Regions from separate parts of the Homo sapiens genome. Here region 2 is linked to region 1. Evidence: chromatin loops called from intact Hi-C (ENCODE). Cell type or tissue: ascending aorta. All regions are shown on one strand. Links, peaks and the distances in the headings refer to the core of each region. The heading gives the core; the rest is flanking DNA.

Region 1 (10,547 bases), core at 1,443-9,442:
CACATTCAACTCCTGAGGAAACCTGGATGACAGAAGAAACCACAGTCAGAGAATAAGGCAAGAGCCATTTGATTTGATTCATTTCAAGGCTAAAGTGCCTAGTTCTTGGAAGTCATATTGGAGAGAGGAGATGCTTAGGGAACAGGGCTAGGTCCAATCTGGAGAAAAGGGGCCCAGGGGCCAGGGGCCAGTGGCAGGACAAGTGAGGGCAGAAGGGATCCCCATAGGCAAGATGGGCCTGGGGGCAGAAGATGCCCAGAAGGCAGGGAATTGAGAGGTAGAGACTCTCCAGGCAGAGGCTGGAAAGCAGGCGCAGGCTAAATAAGCTGGAGGAGAAAGGGCAAGTGGGGGTGGGCTATAAGAAGGCCCACTTCATTCACAGTGGACAGACACATACACACATGGTCTCTGGATCCCCTGGGGCTCCTATGGCAGTCCCAGTCCCAGAAGTCTCTCACTCCAGGGAAGCTGGCTCAATCTGGCCAGGGACCCCCATTATGTTTCCACACCTGTCTCCAGAAACAGTTACCCAGACAGATACAAGGGACAGAGGGACAGATGGATGGACAGGAAGAAGAGGTGGCACTGCAAACATACAGAGACAGGAAAGAAAGAGGTTGTTAGACAGATGGACAGACCAACCACCAACAGACAGGGCCAAAGAGGGTGATACTCACTGGTTCAGAACAGGTGTGTAGGAATTCTTATCTTCCTCTATGATTGACACGATGAGTGTGATGAGCTTGGGCCAGAAATCCAGGTTCCGAATGCTGGGCCCTTGTTCCTCTGGAGGTAGCTCCTGCTTCTTGATCCAGAGGACACAGTGAGAGAGAGGGAGAAAGAGTCAGAGTAGAATGTAGAGGGTGTCTCCAACGATCCTCTTTCTCTTCCCCTTCCTATACCTCTTCCTCTAGAATCAAGGACCTTTCCTCTCCTAGAGCCTGTCTTCCACAAGACTATCCCTGTTCTGTAAGAGTGACTATTGTGAGATCCCTGAACACAGGGAGCCTATCGCTGAGAAGTTCTCTCTGATAAACTTGGTCAGTCCAAGAGACATAAGGATGCCCATCCTCCTTCCTTCTCTCAGTTGCTATGGGCAGAGTAACTCGCTGGCTAAAGGAAACAGCCCCTCCAGCCTTACTAAATAGGTCTACTTCTATGCGGCCCCTACAGGCAGGCAGCCCTCCTCTTCTGGTGGTATTCCTCTACTGACAGCACACCACGACCACACACATACACATCTCAGCTCTGAGAAGCTCTTTCAACTTCTGCAGGAGCTACTGAACAGATCTGGTGCGCATTTCAGCCTTTCAGTGGAGTAGGACTTCCCTTGATCCCCTGAAGTTATTAGGGGGAAGAACTGCATCTAGGAAGCTATCTGCCTAACTAGATAAGATAGGGCCTTACTTGGGAAGAGGCAAGGGAATACAATGGTGACTTTCAGGTAAAGAGAAATCACTCTATATTCACAGCCCAGAAAAGTGAAGTAGGAGTCACCACAGGGAGGGTGGAACACACATTATCTCCCACTAAGTCAAAGGTGAAGGTGGAGCTGCCCAGAAGGACAGGAACAGGGCCTTTATGTGGGATGTCATATGTCACTGGAAAGCTTCCACAGTCCTTAATAAGCCTGCATTATCAAGAAGTTCCTAGAAACCAGGACAGAATCTTTAATATAACTTAAATACATCTCTTCCTTTTATTTTTCTGTCACTGTCCTGGCTCAGGCTCTTATCATTCAAGGATTTCTGAACTGGTCTTTGATCTTCAATCCAATCCCTCCTCCTTGCAGCTATCGTGATCTTTCTACAAAGAAAATCTCAATGTGTTACTCCTCTGCTTAAAGCCCTTCAACGGCGTTCAATACAGTTTAAATTCCTTAGTTTACACCTTCCAGAATATGACTCTCAACCTCATACCTTACAACTCTTTTTGTTCCAGCTATTACCACACCACCACCACTTATTTACTGCTTATTATGTGCCGCACACTCTGCTAAGACCTTTACACACATTATCCTATCTAATCCTCACAACAACTCCATTTAGTAGAAATTATTATCACCTTCATTTACAGATGAGGAGAGTGAAGGGCAGCAAGGTTACATGACTTGTCCAAAGTCATGCAGTTTTAAAGAGCAGAACTAAGATTTGATCCCAGATAGCTGAATCCCACAGCTGGATGCCGTAAGTACCCTAAATTGCTATACTTCTTTATCTTATTTTTATTTTGTCTTTTTTTTTGAGACGGAGTCTCACTCTGTCGCCCAGGCTGGAGTGCAGCAGCACGATCTCAGCTCACTGCAACCTCTGCCTCCTGGGTTCAAGCAATTCTCCTGCCTCAACTTCCCAAGTAGCTGGGATTCCAAGCACCCACCATCATGCCTGCCTAATTTTTGTATTTTTAGTAGAGACAGGGTTTCACCATATTGGCCAGGCTAGTTTCAAACTCCTGACCTCAAGTGATCCACCCGCCCCGGCTTCCCAAAGTGTTAGGATTACAGGCTTGAGCCATTGCGCCCGGCCTGCTTATATTTCTTTAAATTAACAAGCTCATACATAATTCTGTGCCTCCAAGCATTCTATTCTCTCTGTGGTATGCCCCTTCCCTCCAGCCCCTTTCTTTAGTTAATTCCTACTCCTTCCTCAAAATTCAGATTGAACTTTGCCTCTTCTGAGAGATTTTCCTGACATCCTTGGTCTGGGCTCCCACAGCACCCTCTGTGAACCTTTGGTGTAGATGTATCAGAAAACTACAACTACAATAAAACATAGTAACAACAAAATAACAACAACAAAAAAACAATAAATGTAGTAATTTGCCCTGACCTCCACTAAACCATGAGATCCCCAAAGGCTGAAATGTCTCTTACTCAACTTTATGTCTCTAATGCTCTGTTAAGTAAATGAATGGACGAATAAACCAATGACTGAAGGTCAACAGATGGAAATTTTAAAAGACATCAAGAGTTTATGCCAGTGTAAATATGGAATAAGGAAAAAATGAAATTGAGAGAAAGTAAAAAGCAGATACTAAAATACAAAGGCTAAAGAGTATCCCTGAATAGTTTATGAGAACAGTGTCTTTCCTCAACCAGAGACTTCATAGACAGATGACAGAGGAGCCTAGAATGTATCAAGTAAAACAAAGGCCTCAGGAAAACCTCCCATGGATTTCAGAATCAACAGGAGGCTTTAGAAACCTTAAAAGGAAGAAGCCTTAAATACATGGCTGGCACAGAAAGTACACTTGGGAATGAGAAGAGGCAGTAGGAACAAGATCTTAGTCTTTATGAGGGTGTTCCTAGGAAGCTTTACAAATTGGATGTAGTTACTTAAAGATAAATGTCCAAGACATTTAGGTTGTCCTGCCATCATTGGTTGTCCAAATCCCACTGCCTTTTAAGGTCTATCTCAAATGTTCCTTGTTTTATGTAGCTTTTCCTGGTATCTGATCAAGAGTGCGAAAAGACTCTTCCTCCTTGGAATTCCTTTAATCTTATCCCTTTTTCAAGGCCCTTCAAACAGACTCTTTTGATTAGAGTTATATATATGTTTATGAGACTGCAAACTTACTGAAGGAGCACTGTGCTCTCCTCAGACCTGGCCTAGAACAAACATTCAATATTTGTTGGACTGAAGGGAATCCACTCTGCAAATGTATGGTCAGCAAGAAACTCCTAAGATTGGAACTGTAATTGAGTAATTGGAGCTAGAAGTAAGTTCTGGCTTTCAAATAAGTTGGGAGCATGGATCGGGGACACTATTAGAAGGATCTGGGAAAATGTACTAAGTCACCAGGTACTGACTTAGGGTGCCAGGCTAAAACAGGTGAAGTAGCTCAGCCTCACAGAAGGATAGGGTCAGTCTTGATAGCCAGTGGATGAATACAACCCAGAAGAACCACACATTTCAGAGAGAAGTAATTAGAGGGAAAAGTAAAGCTTCCAGGAGCCAGCAGCTCAGAGACCACTTCAGATCTCAGAGGAAGGAAGCCCAGAACTTACAAGAGTCTGCAAGAGTCAGAATAAAGTTAAACTTGAGGGAGAAAAAAAGACTCTGGGATGGACTGAGAATTCCCCTACTCAACCCCTGAACTGTGCATGAATTTAGGTTTACTTTCTTCAACATCATTATTGTTGCCATTTCTGTTCAATTCAGGTATGTCTCATCTTGCCCAGGGGTCTCTTTCCATCCACATATCTCACATGGTCCACATGGTTCATACTCCACAACTCACTCACCCTTGAGAACATCAAGTACTTTGTCCTGAGTGCTTTTCCACCACCATCATGAAGGAAAACTGAGGCTCCAAAGAGCCACTGACAGCTGGCCCCACCTGATCCTGAACCTCTTACCAGCTGGTACTGGCGGCTGTATAAGTCGTGGCAGTTGTTGAAGATATATTCATATGTGGAGTTCAAACAGGCCTTCACACAATCCTTTACCACCTGGCTGGCTCTTGGAGGGCTTTGCAGTTCTTGTACCTGCCAATTAAAAGAAGAAATATGGGCCCAAGGACCTGCTCACCTGGGTGGGATATTCTCCTAGCACTACCCCAAACCTACTCTAGATTCTTTCATCCCTGTCTGGGTCCCTAGACTTTTCCCTGTGATGAAATTGCCAGGATAGTTGACAGGGAAAACTTCCACCCCATCCTCATGGATCCATAGTCTATGTGCTCTCTCAGAAGTAACCCAGGGAACAGGTACACAGAAATGTAAGCTTAGAGGTGATGAATCCTGTAGCCTCAGACTCTGCCCAATGATTCTCATTCTTCACGTTCCTGTAGCCAGGTCTCCAGCCCAGCACCACCCAAGCCCCAGTCCATTTCTTACCTTCATTCTGAAGAAAGTAATGCTGGTCAGCAAATCCACTGTGGATTTTAAGTCCTGAAGCCGTTCAGGACTCCCAGCAGGGAAATTATTCTGTTGCAAATCAAGCAAATGTAAGAAAGGAACAGAGGACTATGAAAACCTTCCCTGCCAAAAGTGATGATATCAAAAGCTTCCCTAATTGTTACCTACTGGGTTTTTCTCTAGTTGAGCTGGCCAAAAACACTGTAAAGTTACAGGTCTCCTTCTCTTTTTTCTATTGATGCAAACAGGCTCTTGCCAAAAGCAGGGGTTAATACTCCCCACCCTAGAAAGTGACACATCCTCCTCCAGCCCTACTTCCCATGCAATGTATAAGCACTTGTACAAAGGAACACACAGGCACACACAAACTTACACACATGCTTTTTTCTTGGATGAAGATTCTTACACACCAACAGTGAGTTCTTCGAAAATTACAATCTAACTGTATATCCTGGAATATAAGTGGAGCCACACTACAGACCAAACTGAGGTCCAGGACCTGTACTTTTTGTACAATAGAACCCAGCTCTTCTACTGTTCTGCAGCCAGCAGATGGCAGATCTCTGAGCAGAACTGCTTTTGGAGTGAGTTCCTTAGGAATTTCCAGCCATCCTTACTTCATTCACTTTGGCACGAGTCTTAGGAGGGAGCTGCTATGAAGAGCTGAAGGGAGATGCTGAGCCTGTCTTCACATTAATGGTCAGTTTTTAAACCTTCAAATGGCTACTTATATGCCAAATATAAGATATACAGTCAGCTGTCCATTATTTGTGCAAATGGAGGGCACTTGAGTGCAGACAATTAAAACCTCATTTCTTTTTGACTTTAAGGTTGTTTTTATACTTACTTTTTAATGTGCATATATTGCCTGTTCTGAAAATTCACACACTTTAAAGCAAGTAATGAAGCCATTTCTAAGATCTAACATAGGAGGAACTAAGAAACTGCCCATTTCCTTATCCTGTCCCGTCCCAGTAACCATCCTCCTACTATACCTATTTCCTCCCTTTATACTAGGAATGGACATGCTCTCTGATACAGATTACTTGCAAAAGCCAAGCTACTCTCTGTCCCCTAGCCAGATTCTCACACCTCCGCTGGAAAACGAGGAGAGTATGGAAAAATGCAAAAAAGAAATGTAATTAGGTATCTAATTTTTTAAAAGGATACTCCTGGAAGAGATTATCCTCAGGAAACTCCCTAATGAGAATGTCACCAGAGAGTTTAGTAGAGTGTTAAGAATGAGGTTGGAAAGACAACTGTCTATAAAAACTAACCATACCTGCTGCTATTTATACACCACATGGTCCCTGGAGTTAAAAGAACCACAGGTGTCAGTAGCATTGGCCATTTGGGTGGATGTGATGACACAGACCAGTTTTCCCTGGCCTCAATCTTTATAGCCAAGATTGGCCTACAGTCTCTCTGGGACCGTGCTTGATATCTATTATCCTGCCCACAGCCGTGTCTTCACTCACCCTGTATGTAGAGAGGTCGATCCTCAGTGAGTTGTGTAGCTGGTCCAGCAGTTTTACAAATCTCTCTTTCTGAGGGTGAGAAACAAATAAAGGGGAAGAAAAAGAGAACCTGTGTCTGAGTCCCCTAAACTATAACAGAAACAGAACCACCCCTGGATGAGTAGAAAGAGTCGGGAGGCATTGGGTTGGAGACACATCCCTGCCCATGGGAAGAACAACAAACAGTGTAACGGAAAAAATGAGATAGAAAGTCCCTGTTCTATCTCTTTGCAGCTCTGTCCCAATCTGGGAAATCTCACACTGACAAGGAAAAAGCCAAGTCCCTGGGGGGAGAAATGGCTCCTTCTATATGAGAGTCAATAGGGCATGACCAGTGCATCTCTATACCTTTGGGACTGTAACTTATCTTAGTTAGATAAGAAGAAACTCCAAACACATTCTCTCTTGAGTCTGAGGTCTCCTGACTTATCTCGGGGTAGTGCATAACAGTTATACAGCCACAGCCTAGCAGTGATGATAGGAGGGAGAATCTGATGCATATGAAAGATAACAGGACAGGCAGGAAGGGGTCTCTCTTTAAACCACATTCCACACACATTTCCCATAGTGTATACTTTTTAAATGTTAAAATATCTAACATATACTATTTTAATAGCTGATTTTCATAGAAAAAGTATAATTAAACGTGGAATCATATGCCTGCAGGATGTTGGCATCCCACTCCTAGAACTCATATATTGATTATATGAGTAGATGTTGATTAAGTCAATACATAATGAGATGAGGCAAAATGGAACAAATATTTGACTGGCTTAATAAGTTACACATCTACAGAAAGGCTCTATCAACAACAAAAAATTCATTAGTACAAAAAAGTCAGATTTCATAGACTCAGTGAATTGGGGTGATATCAGTAACTTTATGCCCAAAATGGTAATTTTTGTGTTGGGTCAGAATTATTTTATCTAGTTTATACTGAATTAATGTCAGGTGACATTCTGAGTAATGACTCAACTTCTCAGGTACCTTAACCCAGGAAGGGCACACCCTGGATAGGGAAAACAGTCTGGACACTAGAAAAGGAACAGGTTCAAGTGCACACTGGCATCATTGCTTAGACATCAGTCTCATATCAACTCAAGTAATATGAATCCATCACAGACAGACTGAACAAGATTTTTAAAAATCCATTTGTGGACCTGCAAGACTGAAGAATATGGAAGACTATCGTAATTCAACCAAGTTGTTGGCCCAGAGGGGTTCTGGCCAAGCCCAGGTGGTACCACCCCCAACCACCTTCTCTTCTTTATCTGTGTGTGAGGAGAGGCTATTAGTATAGTCCGCATACCCATAAGGAAACAGGAAACAAGATTCATCTATCAAAATGGTAGCTATCTGAATTTTAAGCACATCAAGTAACTCTATAGGACCAGCCAAGAAAAATCAAACTTGGCTGGGCACGGTGGCTCAAGCCTGTAATCCCAGCCCTTTGGGAGGCCGAGGTGAGTGGATCACCTGAGGTCAGGAGTTCCAGACCAGCCTGGCCAACATGGCAAAACCCCCATCTCTACTAAAAGCACAAAAATTATCCGGGCGTGGTGGCGGGTGCCTGTAATCCCAGCTACTCAGGAGGCTGAGAAAGGAGAATCGCTTGAACCCAGGAGGTAGAAGTTGCAGTGAGCCGAGACCACGCCACTGTACTCCAGCCTGGGCAACAGAGCGAGACTCTGTCTCAAAAAAAAAAAAAAAAAATCAAACTTTATTAATTGGTAACAAATGCAGACATATGTGTTTACATGATACTTACCCCAAAGTTGGAGGCTGCAAAGCGATCAGATGCAGAGACATTGGTAGAGGCAGTTGTGTGGGCATAGTAGGCGTTGATGTTGGCCAGTAAGGTGCTCATCACTGCTGGCACACCAGGACACATGTACTTGGATGATAAACATGCAAAGTGCCTGAAAAACACAGCACCCGCAGCCTCAAAGACTCTTCAGGGCTTGCAGCAAAAGCCAAGCAGGAACTCTAAAAGTTTATGGGATAAATGAAGCACAGCCAGGGCAATTGCTGCCCTCTCTTGCCTAGGGCTACTTTCTGCACACAGCTCTAGGGGCAGCCTCACTGACAGAAAGGCTACCCTGCTTCTCATAGCAATCTGGAATTCCCATTCAAGGAGTCCTGGTCAACTCCATACACAGCTGCTTTCCCTGCAGTTTAGTGTTCTCTTTGAACCCCCAGGCCAGTCTAGGCCAGACCGGTTGTCACAAACACATGTACACGAGCACACATACCCTGTCTGCTCAGGCCTGTGATGTCTAGGCAGGTTGTCCTTGCATACTCTCACATGCCTCTTTCCCTGCAGAGTTCCCTCAACTCTGAGGCAGACAGAAATACCTTTTCTGTGAGTTACAACATTCTTTTTCTACATATACCCTTCTTGTCTTGGGGCATAGACCCATCTCACCCAGCTCAGAGAGGAAAGTAAAGGAATCACTGCATGCTACCTCACTAAGGACCTGCCCACCATGTCAGTGTGCCTTAATTAGCCACCCCAGTGATTAGTAGCCACTTCCCGGTGCCGCAGCAGAGACTCACGTCATGGCCTGATATATGGACTCAATGCCATAACGCATGGCAAATTCATCCACAATTTCTTGGGCTGTCTCATCAAAGTACACCTTCCAGGCATCGTCTCCTCGAGCTTCAGGGATGCGGACTCCTCCACTGCCCTGAATGTCTGTGAGGTAATGGAAAAGATTCTGCAGGAGACAGAGCAGAGAAAGGGAATGGGTTAAACACATATGAAAGACAAAAACAAACTTGGTGGTAAAGCCCAGAAGAATGTGCACAAGGTCCCACAGAAATTCTGTCCTTCCAGTCATTGCTCAGTTCCTCCTGTGGCCCCAGTAGGCTGTTCTCACATTAGTGGAAGAGAATGCAGTCTGAGTTCAGTCACTCGGACTCTCCAGGGTAACAGAGTGAATCAAGGATAAAATTTAAAATGGGCCTCGGATTCCAACCACCTAGCAATCCTACTTATGGCCAAAGGCCTCTCCCAGCACTGCTTTCTGATCCCCCACCTACCAAGGGCTGGCTCACCTCATGGAGACATGTATACTGCACGTGGTATGGGGCTACTTTCTCCTCCCCCTTGATCTCCACACTGATTTGTAGTCGGATAGCCCCTGAGACGGCTGATTTGTCTGTCCTCTTCTCTAGGAAGGAAAGAAGACTGGAGATTGACACCAATGCAACTAGACAGCATAGATAGTTCCATTCTGGCTTAACCCAAGGAAGAGAAGGGGCCAACCCAAGGAAAAGAAGGGGCCAACCCAAGGACTCACCAAATAGGGTGAATCACTCCAGTGACCACATATTCCACAAGTACCCTTGAACTAGCTGGGTAGGAGAACAGGAGTGTGGAGGGGGGACAAAAGCACTAGTATGAAGATTAAAGGGCCTTCTGAAACCTAGAGAACATTCAGCCAGAGTGACTCACAGCCACTGCCACTCCTCTGTCCCCCATCCCTCCCCACAGTCAGTTCTTTGCAGGTGAGACAGGCTCTGTATAGAGGTATGCTTTGGGGACAGATGGTGGTTTTGGTAGAAGGACTATTCCCAGGTCCCCTTCATGCTTTCCCTTCCAAGCAACTTTCTCGGGTCCAGTTTCCTCACCCAAGTTGTACCAGACGTCCATCTCGCCACTTAGGGTCCGAACCTCAATGATGGTTTGGCCAAGGAAATCATCAGACTCTCGCTTTAGGCGTTGCTTTACTCTTGACTTGATGTCATCATCCTCATCCCATACACGCACCTTAATGCGGTCAGAGGAGTTGTGGCACTCACTGTGAGAGAATTAGGCAGGCTCTGTTAGGGGCAGACCCAGTAGCGCCAAATCCTGTTACTTCCTATTCCCTCCCAAAAGCTCCGACAGCTGCACTTGAGGCCCTGAAAGAGGAGAAGTCAGAGGACAGCAGTACAAAAGTTCCAAGAAAGTTGGGCTATCCTAGCAAATGACTCTTCATTCCTCGGCCTGGGTGGCTCTATCTACCACTGTACAGTTCTTATTGTCCTAGAACAAAGGGCAAGGGGTGGAGGGAAGAGTAATTCAGGTCAATTCTGACTTCCTATACAGCTAGCTGTATCAGCAACACCAAGAGGAAAATAGCTAGACATGCCACGGAGCTCCAGGAAGCAACTGCTAGCTCCAT
Region 2 (10,547 bases), core at 1,874-9,873, 230 kb after region 1:
AGAATTGCTTGAACCAGGAGGCGCAGGTTGCAGTGAGTGGAGATCGAGCCATTGCACTCCAGCCTGAGCTACAGTGTGAGACTCTGTCTCAAATTAAAAAAAAAAAAAAAAAAAATTCAATTGTTCTTTTGTTTACTTTTCTTCCACCCTATACCTCCTTCACCCTTTGCCATCTGCATTACCAAAAAATCGAGAGAAGGCTTCTAATGACTTGAACCTCTTTAAAGAATTTAGGCCGGGCGCCATGGTTCACGCCTGTAATCCCAGCACTTTGGGAGGCCGAGGTGGGCGGATCACGAGGTCAGGAGTTCGAGACTCAGCCTCGCCAACATGATGAAACCCTGTCTCGACTAAAGATACAAAAAAAGTTAGCCAGGCATGGTGGCACGTGCCTGTAATCCCAGCTACTCAGGAGGCAGAGGCAGGAGAATCACTTGAACCTGGGAGGCGGAGGTTGCAGTGAGCTGAGATCGTGCCATTGCACTCCAGCCTGGGTGACAGGGCAAGACTCTATCTCAAAAAAAAAAAAAGAATTTAGAACAAAGGTGCCACTCACCCCCTTTTGGGGTGTTCTCTTGGCTTTGTGGGATTTCAAGAGTCATGGGCAGATTCTTCTTAGGTCTAAAGCTCTGTTTTCCTGTATTGCATGACCTGACCTTTTTGGCTTTGGGTGCCAGAGATGACCTTGCACTGTGAGAGGATTTGACCTTGGTGTGTATATTGTTGGAAAAGAGCTACAAAGTTACGGGTGGCTGAGCACAGTTTATAGGAAGTGGTTTTGGCTGTTTCCTTTTTTTTTTTTTTTTTTTTTTTTAATTTTCTCTCCTAGGAAGTCGTTGTTTAAGAATCCTAATTCTAGGCCAGGTGCGGTGGTTCACACCTGTAATCCCAGCACTTTGGGAGGCTGAGGCGGGCGGACCACTTGACCCCACAAGTTCAAGATTAGCCGGGCCTGGTGGTGTGCACCTGTAATCCCAGCTATTCGAAGGCTGAGGTAGGGCAATTGCTTGAACCAGGGAGGTGGAAGTTGCACTGTGCCGAGATCGTGCCACTGCACTCAGCCTGGGCGACAGAGCGAGACTCCATCTCAAAAAAAAAAAAAAATCCTAATTCTAGTTTGGAGATCCGTTCTGAAGGATCCTTTATATTGCTTTTTCTCCCAACATTAATCTCAATTCCGTTTGTCTGTGTGCATTTGCATGAGGAACTGAACTGTTGCTTTCATAGGTATATCAGAGACTGAGTTTTCTCAGCTCCAAAAAGAAAGGGCATTTGCCCCTCCCAACTGAAAGGTGCCCCTGAGTGACTGGGGACCTTGTGGGAGTGTCTGAAAGGTTGACCCCGAACGATGTGCAGTGGTCCTGCAGGGAAATCCCCAACAAAAATTAATTTAGGCCAGGTGCGGTCACACACACATAATCCTAGCATTTCAGGAGGCCGAGGCAGGCAGATCACTTGAGGTCATGAGTTCAAGACCAAGCCTGACAAACATAGCAAAACCGCATCTCTACTAATAATACAAAAATTAGCCAGGTGTAGTGGTGCGTGCCTGTAACCCCAGTTGCTTAGGAGACTGAGACGTAAGAATTGCCCGAACCCAGAAAGTGGAGGTTGCAGTGAACCAAGATTATGCCACTGCACTCCAGCCGGGGCAACAGAGTAAGACCTTGTCTCAAAAAAATATATATATATATATTTAATTTAAAAACTGGCTCATCCAGGAAACACATTGAAGGGCTGATCACCCAGTGTTGTGAGCCCTCTCAGAAGTCATAAACCTCTGGAGAGAGAAACTGAGACATGTAAGAGGGTGGAAACCATTCAGTGGTGGCACATTGTGGAGTCCTGCCCACAAGCAGCACGTGATGATCCACCACACAGAAACTCTAAGCCACAGCTCAGTTTCTCCTTTTAAGAAAAAAAGAAGTGGAAAACAAATAATCTAAGAATGAGAAGAAAACAAGGAGAATGACCCTCTTTTGAGCACTCTGTAGGTTTTATGGCACCTCTACTGCCAAAGTTTATGTAAAATGGAAAAAATATGGTCTTTGTGCACATTTACATTAAGAAAAAAGAGCCCTAAGGTCGACCTACTAATTATAGAGTTCCTAAGACCTCTTTTCTCTATTCTTTTCTGCCTGCTCTAAATCTGCCATTATTTTCTGTTAAGATAAAAACCACAGTTTAGATCCAACAAGTTCTTTTTGCAAACCGGTAAATTTGAATTTATCTCATAGCTAAAAGTTCTGAAGTAAAAGCTATAGGATGTGTGTGTGTGTGTATTTAAAAGGCTTTTATAATTTCTATAATTTTATGTTTAATTGGCCATTAAATCTGTTTCAATTTCCGTCTAGCACACCAGACTTTTTCTCTCCACACTTTATAATGTAAATTTTGCTGTTTGGAGTTCACCTGAGTTGTTTTCTTTAATATGCAAATTTAAGGCTATTTAGCTGACAACTGCCTAGGGTTGTGAAACAGGTTATCAAGAATCTGAAAGTAGCGGGGAGGGAGGAGGGGAAAAAAAGAATCTGAAAGCCTAAGGAAAAAAAACGTTTTTTATGAATCTATAAGAGGTACCTCTAGGCCAGGTGCAGTGGTTCACGCCTGTAATCCCAACACTCTGGGAGGCCGAGGTGGGCAGATCACCTAAGGTCAAGAGTTCGAGACCAGCCTGGACAACATGGTGAAACCTGTCTCTACTAAAAATACAAAAATAGCCAGGCGTGGTGGCACATGCCTGTAGTCCCAGCTACTCGGGAGGCCGAAGCAGAAGTATCACTTGAACCCAGCGGGTAGAAGTTGCAGTGAGCTGAGATCATGCCATTGCACTCCAGCCTGGGTGACAAGAGAAAAACTCTGTCTCAAAAAAAAAAAAAAAAAGATGTACCTCTATCAGCATGCCTAATGTGTCTATGTATTTATGTGTTGTGTACACAATGTTTCACTACTGAAAATATATAAAAGAGCTCTAATTAATTGGCGTAAGAAAATAAAAGTGCTTAAATCAAACACTTATTCAGGAAAAAATAAAATAGTCAAATGCTTTTTCAAGTTTACATAACTTAAGTAAAATCTTTACTAATGTTGATGAAAAAAATCAAACTCTGTAAAATATTTGAAGAGATTTATTCTAAGCCAAATATGAGTAACCATGGCCCATGACACAGCCCTCAGGAGGTCTTGAGAACATGAGCCCCAGGTAGTTGGGGTGCAGCTTGGTTTTATAAATTTTTGGGAGGCATGAGACATCAATCAAATACATTTAAGAAATACATTGGTTTGGTCCAGAAAGACGGAACAACTCAAAGGGGGGCTTCCAGACTATAGGTAAATTTAAACATTTTCTGGTTGAAAATTGGTTGAGTTTGTCTAAAGACCAGGGATCATAGAAAGGAAATATTTAGGTTAAGAAAAAACACTGTGGAGACCAAGGTTCTTTTGAAGTCTTATAGTGGCTGCCCTTAGAGAAAATAGATGACAAATATTTCCAATTCAGATCTTCAAAGGGTGCTAGACTTTTAGTTAATCTCTTTAGGATTGAGAGGGCCTGAAAGAAAAAGATTTAGCTATGTTAATAGAGATTCTTTATATATGCACATTTTACCCCACAAAGGACAGCTTTGCAGGCCATTTCAATAGATGGCAAAGAAACATGATTTAAGGTAAAATATTTTGTTTTGCTTCCTTGTCTCATAATGTTATGCCACAGTCAGGTTGGAAAGTAAGTCACAATATATAGGGTTAAGTAAAAACCATCTAATAATTTATTATTTGTAGCGCATGACTCCCCAGACCCCTTACACAGGAATTTGAGCAAGATATAAAATCAGAATTTAGTCCTCACTGAGCTAGGTTTAAAATTATTGTTACATTAATGTTAGAAATGTCTTAGGAATTGCCAGCATACATTTTTGTTTGTGTCAGGCCTCTGAGCCCAAGCCTGCACCTATACATCCAGAAGACCTGAGGAAGCTGAAGAACCACGAAAGAAGTGAAAATGGCCAGTTCCTGCCTTAACTGATGACATTAACTTGTGAAATTCCTTCTCCTGGACAATGAGTCTCAAAAGCTCCCCCACTGAGCACCTTGTGACCCCCACCCCTGCCCGCAAGAGGACAACCCCCTTTGACTGTAATTTTCCACTACCTACCCAAATCCTATAAAATTGCCCCAACCCTAACTCCCTTTGCTAACTCTCTTTTCCGACTCACCCCGCCTGCACCCAGGTGATTAAAAAGCTTTATTGCTCACACAAAGCCTGTTTGGTGGTCTCTTCACACGGACGCACTTGACATTTGGTGCCGAAGACCCAGGACAGGGAGACTCCTTCGGAAGACAGGTCCCCTGTCCTCACCATCACTCCATGAGGAGATCCACCTAAGACCTCGGGTCCTCAGACCAGCTCAAGGAATACCTTACCAACTTCAAATCGGGTAAGCGGTCTTTTCACTCTCTTCTCTAGCCTCTCTTGCTACCCTTCAATCTCCCTGTCCTTCCAATTCCAGTTCATTTTCCTCTCTAGTAGAGACAAAGGAGACACATTTTATCTGTGGACCCAAAACACCAGCGCTGGTCACGGACTTGAGAAAACAGACTTCCCTTGGTGTTTGATCATTGTGGGGATGCCTGCCCTGATCATTCACCCACATTCCATTGGTGTCTGATCACCGTGGGGACGCCTGCCTTGGTCATTCACCTACATTCCCTTAGTGGCAAGTCAATTGCAGGGATGCCTGCTTTGGCTGCTCATCCACATTGTAGTCCAGGGCTGCTCACCACCCCCCTACTTCTCCGTGTCTCTACCTTTCTATGGGCAACATTCCGCCCTCCATTCCCCCTTCTCCCTTAGCCTGTGTTCTCAAGAACTTAAAACCTCTTCAATTCGCACCTGACCTAAAAACCTAAATGCCTTATTTTCTTCTGCAATACCACTTTGCCCCAATACAAACTCAACAATGGTTCTAAATGGCCAGAAAACAGCACTTTCGATTTCTCCATCCTACAAGATCTAGATAGTTTTTGTTGTAAAATTAGGCAAATGGTCTGAGGTGCCTGACATCCAGGCATTCTTTTACACATCGGTCCCTCCCTAGTCTCTGCTCCCAGTGCGACTCATCCCAAATCTTTCTTTCTCTCCTGTCTGTTCCTTCAGTCTCCACCCCAAGCTAAGTCCTTTAAATCCTCTTCTACGGACCCATCTGACCTCTCCCCTCCTCTCCCCTCCTCCCAGGTGGCTCCTCGCCAGGCTGAGCCAGGTCCCAATTCTTCTTCAGCCTCTGTTCCCTGACCCTATAATCCTTCTATCACCTCCCCTTCTGACGCCCAGTCCAGCTCACAGTTTTGTTCCGCGACTAGCCCTCCCCGACCTGCCCAACAATTTCCTCTTAGAGGGGTGGCTGGAGCTGAAGTCATAGTCAAGGTTAATGCTCCTTTTTCTTAGCTGACCTCTCCCAAATCAGTTAGCATTTAGGCTGTTTTTCATCAGATATAAAAACCCAGCCCAGTTCATGGCCCGTTTGGCAAAATCCCTTAGACGCTTTATTGCCCTAGACCCAGAGGGTCCAGAAGGCCGTCTTATTCTCAATATGCATTTTATTACCCCATCCACTCCCGACATTAGAAAAAGCTCCAAAAATTATATTCCGGCCCTCAAACCCCACAACAGAACTTAATTAACCTTGCCTTCAAGGTGTACAATGATAGAAAAGAGTTGCAATTACTTGCCTCCACTGTGAGAGAAACCCCAGCCACATCTCCAGCACACAAGAACTTCAAAATGCCTAAACTGCAGAGGCCAGGCCTTACTATAGGACCTCTTCCCTCAGGATCTTGCTTCAAGTGTCGGAAATCTGGCCACGGGGCCAAGGAATGCCCACAGCCCGGGATTCCTCCTAAGCCGTGTCCCATCTGTATGAGACCCCATTGGAAATCGGACTGTCCAACTTGCCCGGCAGCCACTCCCACAGCCCCTGGAACTCTGGCCCAAGGCTTTCTGACTGACTCCTTCCTAGATCTTCTTAGCCTAGCGGCTGAAGACTGAAACTGCCCAATTGCCTCATAAGCCTCCTGGACCATCACAGACACTTTGGGTAACTCTTACAGTGGAGGGTAACTCTGTCCACTTCTTAATCAATACAGAGGCTACCCACTCCACATTACCTTCTTTTCAAGGGGCTGTTTCCCTTGCCTCCATAACTGTTGCAGGTATTGACGGCCAGGCTTCTAAACCTCTTAAAACTCCCCAACTCTGGTGCCAACTTGGACAATATTCTTTCATGCACTCTTTAGTTATCCCCACCTGCCCAGCTCCCTTATTAGGTTGAGACGTTTTAACTAAATTATCTGCTTCCCTGACTATTCCTAGGCTACAGCCATACCTCATTGCTGCCCTTTTCCCCAGTTCAAAGCCTCTTTTGCTTTCACTTGGACTGACCCTGACACCCATCAGACTCAGCAACTTACCTGGGCTGTACTGTGCAAGGCTTCATTGACAGCCCCCATTACTTCAGTCAAGCCATTTCTCATGATATGCTTTCTTTCCATCCATCTGCTTCTCACCTTATTGAACATTATGACAACCTTCTACGTTATAGCCCCTCCTACACATCTTCCAAACAGGACACTCTCTTGCTCTTCCAACATCTGTTCACGAAAGGACATCGCACATTCCCCTCCAAAGCCCAAATTTCTTCCTCATTCCTTACCTGTCTTGACATAATTCTTCATAAAAACACATGTGTTCTCCCTGCTGATCGTGTCCAGCTAATCTCCCAAACTCCAACCCCTTCTACAAAGCAACAACTCCTTTCCTTCCTAGGCATGGTTAGGTACTTTCGCCTTTGGATACCTAGTTTTACCATCTTGACTAAACCATTATATAAACTCACAAAAGAAAACCTAGCTGACCCCATAGATCCTAAATCCTTTCCCCACTACTCTTTCCATTCCTTAAAAACAGCCCTAGAAGCTACTCCCACACTAGCTCTCCCTAACTCATCCCAACACTTTTTCATTACACACAGCCGAAGTGCAGGGCTGTGTAGTTGGAATTCTTTTTTTTTTTTTTTTTTTTTTTGAGACAGAGTCTCAGTGTCTCACAGGGTGGTGTGCAATGGCACAATCTTGGCTCACTGCAAGCTCCACCCCCTGGGTTTATGCCATTCTCCTGCCTCAGCCTCCCAAGTAGCTGGGACTACAGGCGCCCGCCACCACACCCAGCTAATTTTTTTTTTTTTTTTTGTATTTTTAGTGGAGACAGGGTTTCACCATGTTCACCAGGATGGTCTCGATCTCCTGACTTCGTGATCCACCTGCCTCGGCCTTCCAAAGTACTGGGATTACATGCGTGAGCCACCACACCTGGCCACGGTTGGAATTCTTACACAAGGACCGGCACCGCGCCCTGTAGCTCCTCTATCACTCCCAACTATTCTTCTTCTGAAAACCTGCTCTACCAGATTTCATAATTTTTATTTTACTCTGTGGAAAGTTCATTCTTCCTGCCTCACAAGCCCAGTCTATTCTCTCTTCCCTTCATGACCATTTCCATGTAGGATATAAGCTTCTGGCTCACCTCCTACAGCCCCTCATTTCCTTCCCATCATGGAAATCCATCCTTAAAACCATCACTTCTCAATGCTCTGCCTGCCATGCCACCAGCCCCTAAGATTTTCTCAGGCCTCCTCCTTTTCCTACACATCAGGCTCGTGGATTTACTCCAACACAAGATTGGCAGGTTGACTTTACTCATATGCCCTGTGTTCGTTGGACAGCCAGCCTGATCTCTCCTCTTCCTCCTAGAAGTTGCAAGTACTCTCCCCTACTTCCTTTAAACACACTTGCATTTCTGAAGAACAGTAATAACCCTTATGAGCCTAATACATCCCTTCATTCTATTAGGTCTATTCATCCTTACCCTACTTTTTGCAACAGGGCTTTAGGCAGTCACCCCCACTACTTGGACTGTACCCCAAAAACTTGTCATCCCTACTATCTTCTATCTAGTCATACTCCTATTCACCATTCTCAACTACTCATAAATGCCCTGCTCTTGTTTACACTGCTGGTTTACACTGTTTCTCCAAGCCATCACAGCTGATATCTCCTGGTGCTATCCCCAAACCACCACTCTTGACTCCCTCTTGGAGTTGTTAGATGATCTTTGCTGGCAGGGCACCCTCCAATACTTTCACCCTGATGAAGTTCTATTCTTTACTTTTATACTCACTCTTATTCTCATTCCCATTCTTATGCCACCCTTTACCTCTCCCCAGCTATCTCCACCACACTATCAATCTCACTGTCTCTCTCCTAGCCATTTCTAATCCTTCTTTAACAAACAATTGCTGGCTTTGCATTTCTCTTTCCTCTAAAACCACTGAGGCCTCGACTTACTCACTGCTGAAAAAGGGGGACTTTTCATATTTCTAAATGAAGAATGTTGTTTTTACCTAAATCAATCTGGCCTAGTACCTGACAACATAAAAAAAAAAAAAAACCCTCAAGGATAGAGCCCAAAACTCACCAACCAAGCAAATAATCACGCTGAACCCCCTTGGGCACTCTCTAATTGGATGTCCTGGGTCCTCCCAATTGTTAGTCCTTTAATACCTGTTTTTCTCCTTCTCTTATTTGGACCTTGTGTCTTCCGTTTAATTTCTCAATTCATACCAAACCACATCCAGGCCATCACCAATCATTCTATACGACAAATGCTGATTCTAACAACCCCATGATATCACCCCTTACCCCAAAATCTTTCTTCAGTTTAATTTCTCCTACTCTAGGTTCCTACACCGCCCATAATCCCACTCAAAGCAGCCCTGAGAAACATCGCCCATTTTCCCTCCATACCACTCCCAAAAATTTTCACCACCCTAACACTTCACCACTGTTTTGTTTTGTTTTACTTATTAATATAAAAAGACAGGATTGTCAGGCCTCTGAGCCCAAGCCTGCACCTGTACATCCAGATGGACTGAGGAAACTGCAGAACCACAAAAGAAGTGAAAATGGCCAGTTCCTGACTTAACTGATGACATTACCTTGTGAAATTCCTTCTCCTGGACAATGAGTCTCAGAAGTTCCCCACTGAGCACCTTGTGACCCCCACCCCTGCCCGCAAGAGAACAACCCCCTTTGAGTGTAATTTTCCACTACCTACCCAACTCCTATAAAACTGCCCCACCCCTAACTCCCTTTGCTGTCTCTTTTTCTGACTCAGCCCACCTGCACCCAGGTGATTAAACAGTTTTTTTGCTCACACAAAGCCTGTCTGGTGATCTCTTCACACTGACACACTTGACAGTTTGCATTTATTAATCAAGGAATTTCAGACTTATCCCTGCCAAATACTGTAAGGTGTCAAAATTTGGCATAGGGTTTACAAAACTATAAACCTAGCCCAAAATGGAATAATCTTTGCTTCTGTGGCAAGGCACGGTGGCTCACACCTGCAATCACAGCACTTGGGGAGGCTGAGGTAGGTGGATCACCTGAGGTCAGGAGTTTGAGACTGGCCTGGCCAGTATAGCAAAACTCCATCTCTACTCAAAATACAAAAATTAGCCAGGCTTGGTAGCAGGTGCCTGTAATCCCAGCTACTTGGGAAGCTGAGGTAGGAGAATCTCTTGAACCCAGGAGGCAGATATTGCAGTCAGTTGAGATTGAGACTGAGCAGTGCTCGTAGAGCTGGAGCCCTGGCTCTGCAGCTGTGGTTTGGGCAGCTGCAGCAGACCAGGGAGCTCCCATCCCAACTCAGAAGGTCAGGACTTCCACCGGCTCCATGGAGTGTGTAGCCCCAGCCGTGCTTCCCTGCTGCAGCCAGCATGATGGCAGCAGCCACTGCCATCATTCCCCCCTCTGAAGAGGTATATCTAACTGCTGTTAGTATAGGGATGATGGCCACTGTTAACTGCTTCATGCTGAGAAGGGAAGTTGTTTTGGGAAAATGACAGTTTTCTCTCTCAGAGGCCTATCTAAGGGTCCCCAGTACAAAGGAGCCAATGTCCGAGTCTCCATTTTTATGACCATTTGGAGTTTGACGACCCATCCCTTGTTTCTTCTGAGCTGCAGTCTGAGGTCACTGGTTGGTTCACCCTACAATTGTTAAAAGCTACAAATAGCTCAAAAGAAAAACTTCCTTGATTATGAAAAACAGAACATAAGAATCAGCAGTGTTCCAAGCAAAAAGCAAAAGTCAAAAAAGATTAGTCTTCCATTAGTACAGTTCACCCAGTCAACTCCCGATCACAATCTCCAAAGTTACCAGAAACCTGCACTCAAGGGTTATAATCCACCCTTTAAAGAGGATCACACAAAACAATTGTCTATGACTGTCAAAATATCCTGGGTAATTACAGTCAAAAAACACAATTGACAAAAAAAAATTGGTCATCTCTGTGATTTATAATAATCTAACACAATAACCCTAATTATGATTGATAACACAAACTGAGACATCAGAACTCTAGAAATCCCATACAATAATGGAACATGCATTAACATTTTTCACTAAAATATAACCTGAAGATCAACCACCACCT

The links. Peaks named below come from ENCODE experiments on the same cell type or tissue, not always from the same donor. Only the 100,000 strongest peaks of a DNase experiment are listed, where the experiment ranks them.
Region 2: it touches region 1 in a loop (1.9-fold over the local background); 2 of 110 quality-filtered maps call a loop at or near these places.

Annotation. Positions count from the first base shown.
Region 1 is chr9:35,380,104-35,390,650 of GRCh38, reverse strand. UNC13B (unc-13 homolog B) reads right to left here. Exons shown (of 40, transcript NM_001371189.2): 18 at 10,012-10,181; 19 at 9,436-9,551; 20 at 8,932-9,095; 21 at 8,144-8,294; 22 at 6,337-6,405; 23 at 4,838-4,927; 24 at 4,358-4,486; 25 at 678-805; 26 at 1-22. Among named protein-coding and RNA genes, the nearest start is that of RUSC2, 100 kb to the left of the region's middle. In ascending aorta, for the core only: a CTCF peak has its summit at 5,359 (motif pointing right); no DNase peak of the experiment used is centred there.
Region 2 is chr9:35,149,985-35,160,531 of GRCh38, reverse strand. LOC124902147 (a long non-coding RNA gene) reads left to right here and starts at 4,098. Exons shown (of 2, transcript XR_007061469.1): 1 at 4,098-4,436; 2 at 8,933-9,271. RefSeq lists an enhancer at 2,164-2,717. In ascending aorta, for the core only: no CTCF peak of the experiment used is centred there; no DNase peak of the experiment used is centred there.